Regions from separate parts of the Mus musculus genome. Here region 2 is linked to region 1. A link is a loop called in an ENCODE intact Hi-C map of the cell type or tissue named here. Cell type or tissue: heart. All regions are shown on one strand. Links, peaks and the distances in the headings refer to the core of each region. The heading gives the core; the rest is flanking DNA.

The links. A loop is a pair of places that touch in the nucleus more often than their neighbours do. Peaks named below come from ENCODE experiments on the same cell type or tissue, not always from the same donor. Only the 100,000 strongest peaks of a DNase experiment are listed, where the experiment ranks them.
Region 2: it touches region 1 in a loop (8-fold over the local background); 36 of 42 quality-filtered maps call a loop at or near these places.

The regions. Positions count from the first base shown.
Region 1 is chr3:129,913,657-129,921,995 of GRCm38, forward strand. Casp6 (caspase 6) reads left to right here. Exons shown (of 7, transcript NM_009811.4): 7 at 1-456. Mcub (mitochondrial calcium uniporter dominant negative beta subunit) reads right to left here. Exons shown (of 8, transcript NM_025779.3): 5 at 4,930-5,090; 6 at 3,283-3,486; 7 at 2,047-2,163; 8 at 1,304-1,530. The coding sequence ends at 1,453. Among named protein-coding and RNA genes, the nearest start is that of Gm40150, 11 kb to the left of the region's middle. In heart, for the core only: a CTCF peak has its summit at 4,975 (motif pointing right); no DNase peak of the experiment used is centred there.
Region 2 is chr3:130,075,007-130,083,345 of GRCm38, forward strand. No RefSeq gene overlaps it. Among named protein-coding and RNA genes, the nearest start is that of Sec24b, 18 kb to the left of the region's middle. In heart, for the core only: CTCF peaks have their summits at 3,123 (motif pointing right) and 5,006 (motif pointing left); no DNase peak of the experiment used is centred there; H3K27me3 peaks cover 223 bases.

The DNA of each region.
Region 1 (8,339 bases), core at 340-8,339:
TGTAAACTGCTTCAATTTTGTAGATGCCATAGAAAAGTAATGTTTTATATTTGTTACTTTTCAATCATGTTGGACGTGGTGGAAGGGCTAAAAATAATCCTCAGGAAATTACTATGCATCAATGTCTACTACATTTATTACATTTTTAGTAAACTGTAAGATTACTCTAAATACCAACTACTTTGCCTCCCCTTTTGTGACACTGTTTATATGAGTTTACTGTATAATGTTTGTAAAGACTTTTGAAACTCTAGACTGAGATTGTTTTCGCGTAATAAAATGTCTAAGAACTCATTGACACTTTCTAATTCCTATGTTTATGTGATTTATAGTGGGCCTATTTGACTTGGTCATGTATTCATTTACTATCTTGTTTACCTCTAATCAAGGTAAACTTTATATGTGGCTTTAATTCCCATTTTGGAAACAATAAACCTTTCAGAATTATTTTATGGCACTCTGAGGATGAAATATAGTATATAGTGACATGTAACCACATACAGGCACATGTATAGTAATAATTAGCCACTCTAGGTACATACAACCCCTATAGGCACATACACAGTGATAGCTACCTGAAAAAGACATGTGACATGACACCTAGCCATGTCATGTGTACTACATGACACTGTAGGCCAGCAAGCAGTGAGTCCTGACCACTGTAGGCAAAACATCTACCAAAATGGGATGCTACAGTAACCTAAAACTGAAGATCGTGACATTTTTAGCAGACGATTGAATTAACAGTATAATTAGTTTTCCTTTAAGGTTCTTGTTAACATACACATTTTTGAATCCTAATATTTCGTCACTAACCTGCTGGTTAAGGGTTCTAGTGGGGCTTTGAGAACAGGAATACGTAATTTGCTGGTATAAAAGCAATGCCTTAGGTGCCTTGCTTCGCCAGCAGTTGAGGAGGAACCAGTATGGCTAGTGGGGCATTTGTACCGTCGATACAGTGTTATGGCCATACAACTATTGCACAGTAAAAAACAAAAAGAAACCGGGCGTTAGGACTTACACCTGTACTGAGGCAGGAGGATTGCTTGGCGTACAAGTTTGAGCCACAGCGTGAGACTTTGGTTCTTGTTATTAACGTGAACTTTATTTCTTGAGACTGGGTCTCACGCTGTGGCTCAAGTTTGTACTCCAAGGGGACGCATGCCAATGCTGGCCATTTTAACGCCCATCATTTTCCCCCCATGTGTAGCCAGCTGGGGAGGAGCTTGGGTAGCTGCAGCCCTGCTGGGGTGCACAGGCCATTTGACACATCAGGACACACGGATTGTCAAACCAGCTGGAGTGCGGTTGTCAATGAATACTTTGCTGTTTCACACAAATTTATTAACCAAACTGTATGAAAACGTCAAGCGGAAATGAACAAGACCTTAAAAACATCCAGTTGGTAAGCTATCAGACCAGCACATCGCCTGCTGAGTTTAAAGTGTGTGTCTAGTTCTTCTCGCTGGCTTCCTCTCCTTGGATTCGCAAGCGGAGGGAGCGGCGCACGCTTTCCAGGGATTCTGTAGCCTGTTGTGAGGGGGGAAAGCTCAAGGTCAGAGAAAATAAGAGACATCAGCATTGATGTTTGAGGGGAATCGTACATGTTCAGCATCTCCTTGGGGCAAGAAGACATTGAAGTCACTGAGGTCAATGCCTGTTGGAATCTTTTGATGTTTTGTTTGTTCAGTTGTTTCTTTTGAGACAGGCCTCATTGTAAATCTCTGGCTGTCCTGACACTAAATATGTAGACAGGTTAGCCTTGAACTCACCAAGAACTCCCTGGTGCTGGGATGCATCAAAGGTCTAAGCCACTATACCCAGCTTTATGGATCCCTTTTTAAGAGATGAGTTTATGGCTTCATAAAGTACCAGGGAATTAATTCCCTTTCGCCATTTTTCCCCAATTCATATTCTTAAAAAAAAAAAACAAAAATCAATCCCAAAGATTGGCTAAACAATCCATGAAAAAAAAATCTCAGCCTTGTACGCGTTTCCCTGTCTCCCAAACAGAACCAGCTCAGATATGTGCTCTCAGTAAGGTACCTCAGCAAGGTCTTCCTTTAGCTTGTTGTATTGTTCCACATCAAAACACCGCCGCTGCGATTTCTTGTGGAAGAACTGAAGAAACTGCCTGCTCCGGAGGGATGAGTATGTGTAGTTCTGAAGGAGAGAGGAGACGGCGGAGCATCATCGTTTAAATGAAGATACTAATTCAGCCACATCGTGGCAAAGTGGGGAGAGGAAGGGCCATAGGTATCTACAGTGGCCGTCAGAGCAGGGCATGATGGGAGTTGAGAGCACCTCTTACAGGCAGACAAACTGGGACAAGAAAATGTACATTCTGGCGAAAGTGGGATGCTTTGGCAACCTTGGCACAAAACTAGTTACTGAGAATAACTAATTTTTGTAGCCCAAGTTCGATGTCGTTGACTAATGTGTAGGGAACATGACTCATTTATCCCAACGGAGGAGTTCATGTGTTTATATTCCTTCATCTGTAAGAATTAATTTTTTTTGATGCTGTAAAGACTCCAGTCAACCTTGTGAACAACTTTAAAAGACTCAGGAAATAAAAGGGTTTGTTGCTTGCTGCTTGGGCAAGCTAGTTTTATGTCAGCTTGACACAAACTACAGTCCTCTGAAGAGAAAGGCGCCTCAATTGAGAACTAGATCAGGCTATCAGCAAGCCTGTAGGGCAGTTTCTTAACTAGCGATACAGGAGGGCTAGGCTCAATTGAGGGCGGCACCAGCAATACCACCCCTGGGCTGGTGGTCCTGGGTGCTGTAAGAAAGCACTTGAGCAACCCAGTAACCAGCATTCCCGCTTGGCTTCTGCCCAGCCTCTGTCTCCAGGTCCCTACCCAGTTTGAGTTCCTGCCTTGGTTTCCCTCAGAGGACTGGCTTAGGGTATATAAGCCAGGTAAACCCTTCCCTCCCCAAGGTGCTCTTGGTCATGGTGTTTCATCACAGAAATAGGAGCTCTAACCAAGACACTGCCTGCCTGGATGACGAAGCTTTAGACCAGTAGGTTCCCAACCTTCCTAATGCTGCAACCCTTCAATACACTTCCTTGTGTAATGCTGACCCCCAACCGTAAAGTTCCTTTCACTGCTACTTCATAACTGTAATTTTGCTAGTTATGAGTCATAATGTAAATCTCCGATATTTCCAGTGATCTTTGGTGACCCCTGTGAAAGGGTCTTGTGGGGTCATGACCCACAGGTTGAGAACAACTGTTTTAGAAAGCCATTCTGACTTACCATTTTCCTAACTACCCACCTGCCGGGTTATGATGAAGTATGCAAAAAAGACGATGGAATTCGCAAACGACAGGAAGAAGGTAACTGGCTCCATGATATCCCAGGAGTACACCCACCAAGTAAGCCAGGCCAGCGCCCCGCCCTGCACGGAGAGCAGAGCTAAGCCGGCCCACAGGAGACCACTGGTGTTGGCTTCCGACCGGGCTTCTATTGCAGCTTTGACCTGGAGGAAGGGAAAACCATTCGGTTTATGAGTTTGCCAACTTAAGGGAGAAACAAAACCAAGAAGAAGCAGTTGAACCAGTGAACACTTTGCATTGCTTTGAAGAGGTCATGTAGGTAGAAAAATGACATTTATGAAATATATAACAATGGCTTATTTCCAAATCAGTACATTAACATTTTTAAGTTATAAAGGTAATATCTGCTCGTCGAAAACAAACTAGCCAGGCGTAGTGTCACATGCCTTTAATCCCAGCACTCAGAAGTCAGAGGCAAGAGGATCTCTGAGTCTGAGGGCAGCCTGGTAAACAGTTACAGGACAGCCAGGATCACAGAGAGACCCTGTCTCAAAAACCAAAACCAAAACCCATGAACACTATAAGAGGTTTACAATTAGAAGCCTATAAGCTGGTTTTGAAACCCATGTGAAATCCTGGGCCTCTTTCTTTGTCCCTCCAAGGCCACTCTGTGACTCATCTCTCAGGCACTCTGTGCAGAGATGCACTCTGTCCTGTGAAATGAAGCAGGGTCATCTCGTAGATGGAGCTGTCTTCCCCAGACTTGCTGTGCAGATCAGGCTGGGTTTGAATTCATAGAGATCTGCCTGCCTCTGCCCCACAAGTGCTGGGTGAAGGCAGGCACCACCGTACCCAGAATATCATTTCTTAAAAAGCAAAACGTGGGTAAATAATCCAGAAAAAACAAAACCAAAAAAGTGCATCTCTACCGTTCTCCCAGTGCCTTTGGAGATAATTACTGCATTTCTAGAGTTTCAAGTCATACACGAAGACCCATTTTTTAAATTATTTTATTTACATTTCAAATGTTGTCCCCCTTCCCAATTCCCCCTCCATAAACTCCCCCCACCCCATTTCCCCTTTCCTTTACCTCTAACCATTTTTTAAATATTATAAGTGGAATTACAGCTTAAAGAATTCAAGTTTTCCCTTAAAACAGATGACCACACCCCATTCATCAATCAATCAATCAATTAATCAATCAATAGATAGATAGATAACAATCAGGGTTTTTGTTTGTGTTTTCCCCCATAGTTTGGAGAAAAGACCCATAGGTTTTGAGCCATTACTAACTTGCCACCCACAGTTCTCTTAGGCAGAAATAAAACCTGAGATGTAGCACTCTACAATATCCCATTTAACAGTCTGCTGTCCAGAGACTTCTGGTGATGCTGAGGAGGCAGAAGATCCCAGCTCTGGGTCAGATCACCTGCCACACACTAGCTGTACACCTCGGTTGCCTTGTGCCCTCATCTCAAAACCAGGAAGATAGTACTCGTCTCACAGGTCGCAGCTCACAGCCCATTTTCAGACTGAAGGAGAAAATAAGCATACACAAAATACCCCAACGCTCCCGTGACAGGCACTCACTCCTTAACAAAAGGCTTGCGTCAATTGCACACAGACAGGCTAGGAAGCCTTCCCACCTGCTCCAAGGGCCGCAGCTGTTCCTGCAGGTGGTCGATCTTCGCCATCAGATGGCGCTCTCGTCTCTTCTGGATCTCCTCTAAATGCAGGATAGTGAATAGTCTGTGAACCAAGGACTTGGTGTTTTCCAACTCAGTCATATGCTCTCCACTTGGCTCTTCTGAGAAAAGGTAAGAGAGACCGTAGGCATTTACCACGCGGTTTTTCTCTAGGTAAGTCCAGGCCATGAAATCTGAGTCCCTGAGCTTGGTTGGCTGAGCTCTGGTCTGGGCCTGCCCCCGCTGTTCCTTAGTCCACCAGGATTTAGTTGATCACCAGTCTCGTCCAAAGTCAATTTGTAGTGGTAAGTAACCAGAGAGTGGGTTTAAAATTCAACTTTTGGGGGTCAGATGTTCCTGTATCCTTTCGTATTGTGACTTTATGGTGGCTTTAAAAACATCACATATGGGCATGTGTGTGGTCTCAGGATGGAGATGGGCTGAATGGGTTAAAAGCAATACCTGTTTCCAAGAAACCTCAATGGCAACGATGTACATGGGGAGAAAAATGAACGGACACAAAAGAGCAGCCCCTGAGCTATAGGATCTGACAGCAGTATGGGATAGGACATGAGCTATAGGATCTGACAGAGCAGTTGTGAGATAGGACAAAGCATGTTTCAAACCAAAATTAGGAAGAACAGAGGAAATCATTATATAGTAATAAGGGAGACAATCTATTTAGATATAATAATTACAAATATCTATATATACACACACATATATGTGCATGTGTGTATGTATATGTATATATATATATATATATATATACATATATATATATATGGAACATTGATGCACCCAGGTTCATAAACACCATTGGGCAACAAGGGGCAGATCAGTCCAGATACAGTAATGGGAGGGTCACCATGACTTCAAGGCCAGGCCAGGTCACATAGCTCATAACTCCAGTCCTGGCTACAAAATGAGAACCTGCCTCAAAAAATTGTATAAAACATATTTTTACAACCTCACCATGCATACACACACACATTGTGTGTGTGTGTGTGTATGTGTGTGTGTGTGTGTGTGTGTGTGGTGTTTATGGGTATGTGAATGTCTTTGAATTTTATATGTAATCCATATTAATCAAAAAGCCATATTAATCCAAAAAGTCAGTAGACATTTCAAAGTTAAACTCTACCATAGAATATTTTATTCAAAACCTATAGGGTATACATTTTTTTTTTTTTTTTTTGGCCAGGCCATGGAGTTTTCTCTAAAACAGACCACTTATTCTAAAGAGAAAGAGTTAGCAAATATAAAGAAGGAAAAAGAAAGAATTCCTTGCAGCTTACCCGATCATAATGATTACAGTAGAATTACACTAGAAACCAGGAGTAAGAAGCAAAGCACACACTATACACCCTGGAGACTGGACCAGAGACGCTTGAATAGTAAGTGGTCCTTGGACAGAATCGGGGAGGAAATGGAGAGGCCCTCAGCCAGCTGAAATGAAACCACTGCTTCCCAGAACCGTGGATAGAGCGCTGCAGGGTCGGTCATAACTGAGCACCACATTAAAAAGTTAGGTCTCAAAGAAGCAACCCAATCTTATTGCTCATTACAGACCCGCTTTCTAGGCTCTTGGTATCTTCTTGTTTCAATATTGGCAGGTCACACATGTCATTGTAATTTATCCATTGGGGCTTAGAAGAACAGAGACAAGATAAACCCAAAGTTAGTAGATGTGAAGCAACAAGGACTAAGGTGGGATTCATGAGCCAGGCCAGAGCAACAATGGGTTGGTGAGACAAGTTGGTCCTCACAAGGGAGAACAAGGCTGACGAGCCTTCGGCCAAATTAATCAAGAGAACAATAAAATGCAAAAATGAGCTGTATTACCATAGAAATGACATCTGGAGACGCAGTGAGGAATACTTTCAGAATATCTTTAACAAATTGGAAAATTTAGAAGAAACTGATAAATTTCAAGACATGTATGACCTACCAATATTGAAGGAGGTATAAATAAACCAGTCTAAAATGAGTAATAAGATTGAATCAGCAGTAGTCTCCAACAAAGAAAAGCTCAAGGCTGGATAGATCTACTGCTGTGTTCTACTCTGCTTTCTTCCTTCTTCTTCTTTTTTTTTTTAAGATTTATTTATTTATTTTATGTTTATGAGTACATTGTAGCTGTCTTCAGACACACCAGAAGAGGGTATTGGATCCTATTACAGATAGTTATGAGCCACCATGTGGTTGCTGGGAATTGAACTCAGGACCTCTGGAAGAGCAGTCAGTGCTCTTAGCCACTGAGCCATCTCAACAGCCCCCCTACTCTACTTTCAAATATATTACACTGGTGATTTTTAAACTAGCCCATGAAATAGGGAAGTAAAGTTTCTAAATTCATTCCATATCACCAATATTGCTCTAATAAAAAACAAGATAAGGACTTGACTTAAAATATCTAATTATCTAATCTAATTATCTAATCTAAAAATCTAGCATAAATGCAAAGTTATCAATAAAATAGGTGGAAGCCAAATTCAGCAACACATTAAGAATCATACATCATGGTCAGATAGATTTTTATTTCAGATATGCAAGGAAGAATCCACAAACAGAAATCAACAAGCACAAAAAAGCATACAAGTTCAATCAAGGGCTCAATAGCTGGAGAGAAAGGATTTAGAAAAATTCAACACCTCTTCATGATAAAAGCCTTGAACAAACAAGGAACTGAGGGTTCTAGCCCCAACATAATAAAAGCTCTGTGCAACAGATAGCTAAGGTTATACCAAGGAAAAATAATGCAAAGCATTTCCTCTAAAATCGAATGAGAATGGGTTCCATCCCCACAGTCGTAAATCAATGGCCTGTGTGAGTTCTTGACAAGGGAAGGAAATCCAGATTACAAATAGGGAAAGAAGAAAGCTCTGAGGTCTGATGAACACTTTCAGCAAAGGACAGGTTTTCTGTAAAGCAGTAACGAATGTGCAGAGAAAGAACCAGAAAAAAACGGTCCAGAGAACAGGAAGGAGAGAAAGGAATTAAGAAGAGAGAAGGAGGGAGGGAGGTACCGAGATCCAACAAGAAGGGGAACAAAGTCCCCTACAGTGAAAGCTAACACTGAAGAAGACAATGAAAGGGAAACCTGTCTTTGTTCAGGGACTAGCAGAGTTAAGAGGGAACTTTCAGATCACATTGTGACTAAAGCCTGCTTCTGTGTGAGCCAGCGCAGGGTCAGATTAAGGGACAATAGACTATTCGCAACAGAGGAAGATTTTGGAACTCCATAAAGGAAGTGAATATATGTCAGGGAAAAGAAAGGTGATGCAGAGAAGTAAGCCAAGCACAGCTCCAGCCCTGGAGAGGTTGAAGGCAGGGAGCCGAAGCTACCTCAACCCAAAATACCCAGGGGT
Region 2 (8,339 bases), core at 39-8,038, 160 kb after region 1:
TTTCACTATGAATTTTAAAGTTCTCTGCTTTTATTAATTGTTTCAAACAATTTGTGTTACTACAACTTTCAAGTTTCTTTTGATTTGTCAGTGATGAATTAAGGTGGATATATAGAATGCGTTGTTGTTATTGTTGTTTGTTGAAAACAGTCTCACTGTGTAGTACTTGCTAGCCTAGAACTCTCTGTGTAGTCCAGGCTGGCCTCCAACTCTTGTTTCAACTTTCGGAAAGTGGATCCCCTCAGATCTGAGGACAGCTGAGGGACTGAGGATAATCCTCAGACTAGCCTGGTTTGGCTTCAAACGTCCTTGTCTTCCTTTTCTGTAAAAACACTCTTAGTTTGTAGCCATAACACCACCTAAGGGGCCCGGAATGTCGCAGAAGTCCTACAATCATCGTGTGTGCTCTCTACTGCCATTATCTGGGAACAGGAGAACCTGACACACGATCACCCCCAGACAGCAAGTCCAAGGGCATTTTGAATGATAGAGAATTTGTTTACATTTTTTTTTTTCATTTTGAAAAGGTAAATTCAGGGCTAGAGAGATGGTTTGGTGGCTAAGAGGTCTGATGCTCTTCCAGAGGACCTGGATTTGATCCAGCATATCCACTCGGTGGCTCACAACCATCTGTAACTCCTGTTCCAGGGAACTGACTCCACGGGCATCAGGAATGCCTGTGGTGCACATTCAGACATTCAGGAAAAACACTCATATGCATTAAAAAAAACCTTAAAAAATACAATAAAATAAACTTTAGGTGTGCAAAGAAAGGTGAAATTAATTTTTTTTCAAAAACAAAGAACCCCAAACCCAAACCCAAACCCAAACCCAAACCCAAAACCAAAACCAAAACCAAAACCAAAACCAAAACCAAAACCAAAACCAAAACCCCACCAGATTTAGCAACTCTCCCTTGAGGCACCCTAACCACACTTGGAGGTTTGTCTTACTTCCTATGATTCACTCCCAGAGAATCTTGGGTGCATCTTATCTGTCAAATGCCTGCCTTCTAATCTTCGAGTTTAAGCCTGCATTGAACTATCTTTATTACCTTCCCCCATCAAAATAATTCCAGATTTAAAAAATGGCAAGCCAGGTATGGTGGTAGCACATCCTAAAATCCTAATAACTCCAGAAGTGGAGGAAGAAAGACCATGAGTTCAGGGCCTGCCTTAGCTACATATTGAGAGAAAGAAAGAGCCAACCTTGGTTGGAGAGATAGCATGTTAAGAGCTCTGGCTGCTCTTCTAGAGCACACAGGCTCAATTCCCAGTGCCCACACGGCTCCTCACAATCAGCTATGTGACCTTGACACCCAGGGTCCGCAGAATTCTCCTCTGCCCTCCAAGGACACTAGACTTGCAGATGGTGCAGACAAAATGTCTATACACAGAAATTTGTGGAAAAAAAGAATTAAGAAACAATTGTTAAAAATATCAATTCACTTAGAGAGAATATCATACATACTACATTTGTGAAGTGCCCATCAAGGCCAGAAGAGGGTCTTAGATCCCCCTGGAACTGCAGTTACTCTGTGAGTGCCATGCAGGTGTCTGGGAATTGAACTTGGTTCCTCTACTACTCTCAACCACCACAGCATACTCATGCATGGAATGATTCCGAGTCCCTCACGTATTTGTTTTCTTTCTTTTCTTTTTCTTTAAAAAAAAAAAAAACTTCATGTTCATTTTTGTTTAGGTACAGGCAGGTTTGAGAAATGAAATGCAGCTCAAATCTATGGGCAATCCCCCTGCCTCTTCCTTCTAAGTGCTGGCATTGTTGGGGGTAAGCCATCATACTAGGCTTTTTTTTTTTTTTTTTTTTTTTCCCCTGAGACAGGGTTTCTCTGTATAGCCCTGGAACTCACTTTGTAGACCAGGCTGGCCTTGAACTCAGAAATCCGCCTGCCTCTGCCTCCCAAGTGCTGGGATTAAAGGCATGCGCCACCACCGCCCGGCTCTTGTTTGTTTTTATTTTACAAAACAGCTCCTTGAAAAATTGACATGTAATAATTGTACATTTTTGGGATATTGTGTGAAAGTTGATACTTGCCTATAATGTGCTGATCAAATCCTCTCTCAAAATCGACACATAATAATTGTACATATTTTGGAGGTACAATGTGATAGTTTAGTACTTGCATTATCAAACCTGTGGAAGTTTTCTGTGTGGGTTATTTTCTGTTTGGATCTGTGTGGTGCACACATGTGCATTTATGTGGGTGTTGGTTCATGTGTCTAAGTATGTGCATATGGAGGTCCTAGTTAGATGTCAGGGAGTGGTGCTTGATAGCTTTTACCTTATTCATTGTGGCATCTTTCATACCTCGTTCCCATTTGGGGGGAGCATTTACCATGTTCAGGCCTTATTTTATATAAATTAGCACATCATTTACGTATAATGTAGACAACTGAAAAAAATAAATCACTCTACACACGGCACAGCTGAAATCCGAATACTCTTCGTCAAGTCCATGCACTACTAATAGGAGTCTCACATGAAGAATGGGGAGTTGCCCCAAAGACTTCAGAGTCCAGCACTGATGTCCTGTCTCCAGCTGCCGCTGCTGCCCATGAACAAAGTTCTCCTCTAAGTCATAGCTGGGTCTGCAAAGGAGGAGATCGCAAGTATCTCAGGGAATAGAACTTTCTATCCGTTCCCAAGCTAGGCGCTTCAAAGAATGTTACCTGGGACAACAGCATCAAAACAAAACAGCCCCCTAAACTAAACACCCCACCTCCAAAAGCATGCCCCCTCCCCAACAAAACAAACGTTCCACACACAGAAAAAAAAAAAAACTAATCAAAATCCACCTTACCAAACTTACTAATCATGGTGGTTAATCTAGTTTGATTTAATTAAGATAAGAACCAGAAAATGTTAACCTAGCTAAGTTACTAAAATTACTTACTAACATATCTCATTTTAAATGGGCTTTTAAAAATTAAATTGAGATTTCTAAAATAAAAAATTCTAAAAATATTTTAAAAGGTCTTCTACACAAAGATTAACACTTGAGGCTTTAACATGCAAGTATTCTCTTCCATTTAAAGACTTACTTTTATTTGTTTTGTTTTTTAAAGATTTACTTATTTTTATTTATATGAGTACACTGTAACTGCCTTCAGACCCACCAGAAGAGGGCATCAGATCCCAGTTACAGATGTTTGTGAGCCACCATGTGATTGCTGGGATTTGAACTCATGACTTCTGGAAGAGCAGTCAGTGCTCTTAACCGCTGAGCCATCTCTCCAACCCTTTGATTTGGTGTTTGAGATAGTGTCTCACTGTATAGTTGTGACTCATTGTGTAGATAAAGCTGGCTTTGACCTCAGAGAGATCTGTCTGTCTCTGCCTGCTGAGTGTAGGATTAAGGACATGAGCTACCACTCTCACCTAAAAATGAGGGTTTTTTAAAGTGGTTATTTATTTACATGTCAAATGTTACCCCCTTCTCAGTTTCCCCTCTGCAAACCCCATCCCACCCCCTGCCTCTATGAGGGTGCTCCCCCATGCACCCACCCACTCCCACCTCACCACCCTAGCATTCCCATATGCTGGGCATCAAGCCTCCACAGGACCAAGGGCCTCCTCTTCCATTGATGCCAGTTAAGGCCATCCTCTGCTACATATGCAGCTGGAGTCATGGGTCCCTCCATGTGTACGCTTTGTTTGGTGGTTTAGTCTTTGGGAGCTTGAGGTGGGGGGTGTCTGGTTGGTTGATATGGTTTTTCTTCCTGTGGGGTTGCGAACCCCTCCAGCTCCTTCAGTCCTTTCTCTTACTCCTCCATTGGGTTTCCCATGCCCAGTCCGATAATGGTTGGCTGGCTGCGAGCATCCACTTCTGTATTTGTCAGGCTCTGGCAGAGCCTCTCAGGAGACAGCTTTATCAGGCTCCTGTCAGCAAGCACTTCTTGGGCATCAGCAATAGTGTCTGGGTTTGGTGTCTGCCTATGGAATGGATCACCAGGTGGGGCAGTCTCTGGATGGCCTTTCCTTCAGTCTCTGCTCCACTCTTTGTCCCTGTATTTCCTTAGACAGGAGTAATTTTGACTTAATATTTTTGAGATAGGTGGGTGGCCCATCCCTCAACTGAGGGCCGTGCCTAACCTCTGGATATGGTCTCTACAGGTTCTCTCCTTTGTTAGATATTTCAGCTAATCTCATCCTCATTGGGTTCTAGGAGGCTCTTGCTTTCCTGGCATCTGGGACTTTCTGGTGGCTATCCCCAGTTTCTCAACCCCATGGCCACACACCTCTGTTCAATTTCCTAACCCTCTGTACATCTCTGCTGTCTCATCCCACACATGATCCTAGCCCCCTTTTCCATCCCTCTCCTCTCTCCTTCCCAAATCCTTCTCTCCCTCCACCTGCTGTGATTATTTTTCTCCCTTCTTAGTAAGACTGAAGCATCCACACTTGGGTCTTCCTTCTTATTTGAGTTTCATGTGGTCTGTGAATTTTATCTTGGGTATTCAAAGCTTTTGGGCTAATATTGACTTATCAGTGAGTGCATTCCATGTGTGTTCTTTTGTGATTGGGTTACCTCACTCAGGATGATATCCTCCAATTGCATAAGAATTTCATGAAGTCATTGTTTTTAATTGCTGAGTAGTATTCCATTGTGTAAATGTACCACATTTTCTGTATTCATTCCTCTGTTGAGGGGCATCTGGGTTCTTTCCAGCTTCTGGCTATTATAAATAAGGCTGCTATGAACATAGTGAAACATGTGTTCTTACATGTTGGAGCATCTTCTGAGTATATGCCCAGGAGTGGTATTGCTGGGTCCTCAGGTGGTACTATGTCCAATTTTCTGAGGAACCTCCAGATTGATTTCCAGAGTGGTTGTACCAGCTTGCAATCCTACCAACAACGGAGGAGTGTTCCTCTTTCTCCACATACTCACCAGCATCTGCTGTCTAAAGCAGACCAGAAAGTTAATTCTTAGGCCTGTTGGTCTAAAGATGTTTGTGGGCCTCCATTGCCATCTAGTGGACAGATACAGTCTGACTTGAGGGAGAGACATTTGATCTGAAATGCCATTTGATCCCAAAGGAACATGTGGAATATAAAAACTAAATAGATAAAATAGTTTACTTCCAGGCAATAATTATAATATCATAATTATAATAATGTGGAATGATTTTAGGCATTTGATATAGAACCAACATAGTCAACAGTCTCTATCTCTGCTGGATTCCTTCAATTTACGCTCTAGAGTGTGACACTGGGAACAGTCCCGACATCAACAGAGCTGTCTGTGAGGTGGGCTCACTCAAGACCACAGGCAAGTCTGTGTTACATCCAGTTCCATTCATCTCATTTAGAACGTTCAGCATTAAGAATCTACCCTTGGAGCCGGGCGTGGTGGCGCATGCCTTTAATTCCAGCACTTGGGAGGCAGAGGCAGGCGGATTTCTGAGTTCAAGGCCAGCCTGGTCTACAAAGTGAGTTCCAGGACAGCCAGGGCTACACAGAGAAACCCTGTCTCGAAAAACCAAAAAAAAAAAAAAAAAAAAAAAAAATTCTACCCTTGGGACAATTCTCTCTTCGTTCCCTCTGCTATACCCAAGCAGCAAGACCCAGGGAAGGGGGTGACTCCTCCAGTCTCTACTTTCCTGAAGAAGCAGGAAGCCAAGAACTTTGGTGATGGGCAGGTTGTTGAGCTGCAAAGAGACCCCACCTGCTTCTTCAGAGGACTTCAATTCAAGTGGTTGAAAGTGCTTTCTGTAACGATTAAGCAGGTCACTCGAGTCCTGGACTAAGCTACCCGGCTGCTTAAGCTTCCCCACAGGTACAGCCTAGAGACAGATAAAAAGCAGAAACCACTGGACGTTCCCACTAAGAGATAGCCTGTTTCTCCAGCAGAACTCAGTACTGTCACTACTTTAGTGGGGAGCAGGAAGGCTCAGAGGGTGGTGGCTACAGGTGGTGTAGTAGACACCCCAGCCCCGCCAGCTAGTGGTCTTCCAGCTTACCCTGTGTTTCAGATGTGTGATACCCCACTGTATTGTCAGTGGGGAAAGCCAGACTAGGGTGCTGGTCCACACGATAGCATATAGTATTGTTGCCTGCACACAAGTTGACTCAAAAGACAAATATAATTTGGCTACGTGTTGGGGTGTCTGGAGAAAGGTGTATCAGAGGAAAAAAAAAAAGGCTATCGGCAGCCGTGGTAACCAGAGTCTCCCAGCTTCTCCCAGCTTCTCCCAGCGTTCTACCTGCTGCATGTGGCCGTTCACATGGTGACTAGGCTGAGCCATGGGTCCAGCTGTTAAAATCCTTGTGACTTTAAGAACACGATGGACATTTGAAAATGAGGCATGTCATTGTTATACTATTTGACCATTTTAATTAATTAATTAAATAAATATATCTATTGAAATTAACTTCTCTTTTTTCTTTTCCACTTCTTTTTTCAAAAAGTAATTTCTTTGAACTTATTCCGTGACAATTTTCTACTTGTCAAAGCATGAAGCGCATTGTGATTACGCGAATCCCCCTTTCCCATCTCTCTTCCTACCCCCATTGCTGGCCCCATCTCTTTCCCACATTTGTGGCTTTTTGTTTTCCTCTGTGGCCCATTGGATTTCACTGGGTCATCTGTGTGACGATGAATTTGAAACTGTCTATTAGAACCTGGTGGCTTCCTCAGCAGATACACCACAGAAGACAATGGCTACCCATCTCCCAGAATCTGTCAGGATCCTCTAGCTCGGCAGAGAGGAGTAAGGCTCTGAAGACGTTCCTCGATCAATGACTGACCCAGTCTTGTGTAGATCCATTGCAGGCAGCCTTAGACGCTGAGAGACCCTGACTGTGTGGCTCCATCACATCCAGAAGACAGCGTTTCACAGCCCCTCTCCCCAGCCCCCACCCTTCACATTCTCTCTGCCTTTTCTTCTGAAATGTTTTGCTATCAGCGTTCTTCTCCTTCAACCCTGAGGCTCAGGCTGGCCTCGAATTTGCTGCATAGCTGAGGCCTTGAACTAGCTTTCTGTCTCTATTTCCTGGTTAATTTCTATAGTGAGATATTACATACATGGCAAGTTCAATGCCCTGTCCTATAAAATATGACAAATGATATGAGATGGGGTAGATATAATGTATGGAATAATATATGTATATAATAAATAAGGAGCTACATTTTCACACCTACAACAACATATGCTCCTGGCAGCCAGCTTGGTAGCCATGTATTTGTGCTATTGCTGCTTCAATATGCAGATATTGTAGACAATCATGAGCACACAGCTGTTGCAATTGCCTGCACAGAGCCTCAAACAAACAAACAAACAAACAAACAAGTAAACAGAAAGGAATTGAGGGCATGAGGGTGGAAAGGGGACTAGTTGAGAAGAAGAGGCCAGTGAGTGGGAAGGGATGAGAGAGGGGAGTGAGGGATGGATATGACCACAATGCATTGGGAACAAGAATGATACATCCATTAAAAATAGAATAGTGACAATTGAAGAACTATTAAAGATGTAAGGTAAGGTGGCACAAGCCTGTGGTCCTAGCACTCTGGAAGGCAAGTGGATCTTTGAGTTCAAGATTAGCCTGATCTATATACATCAAATTTCGGGTCATCCAGAGCTCAATAGTAAGACCCTGTCCTTAGCAAATATCATCTGAAAGAAGTTAATGTGATCTTACAGCAACTGATGGGCTGCTACTAAGTGAGCTACATAGGGCGAGGCAACATTCCATACGGTTAGGATGCGTTTTCTAAGACTTTCATGATGGCAAGCCACATTGGACCTGACCCTATCTACACTGGATTACTCAATGCTCAGAATTAGGGATAGCCCAACAGTTTTAGGCATGTTCCTACAAGACCGTACAGTGGGCATCTGACCCTGCTTGGTGAGTTCTGTCTAGTTACAATTTCTTTGCCCCCTCCCACCCTCCTCCTCATAGTGACAAGTAAGATACTTGTTCATGCATTTGCTTTGTGTCCAAGGGACTATGAGTGACATGGTCAATGAGTAAAACACTTGATTCCCGGAAAAGCAAACCAGGATGGGCAAGATGTCCCAGCGGGTATAGACCCTTGCCTGGCAAAGCTGGCAACCTGAGTTTGATCCCCAGATTTTAAGGTGGAAGGAGAGAACCCACTCATGAAAGCTGTCCTCTGACCACCACATGAGCCCACACACATGCATGTGAACATGCACACGCACACATACACATGCACACATACACACATGCACACATACACACATGCACACATACACACATGCACAGGATGTGCTAATACTACAACCAAACAACTGAAACAAAGCAGAGTCTCTTGATTGAAGGTAAAATAATGTAGTTTCAACTGGGAGTTT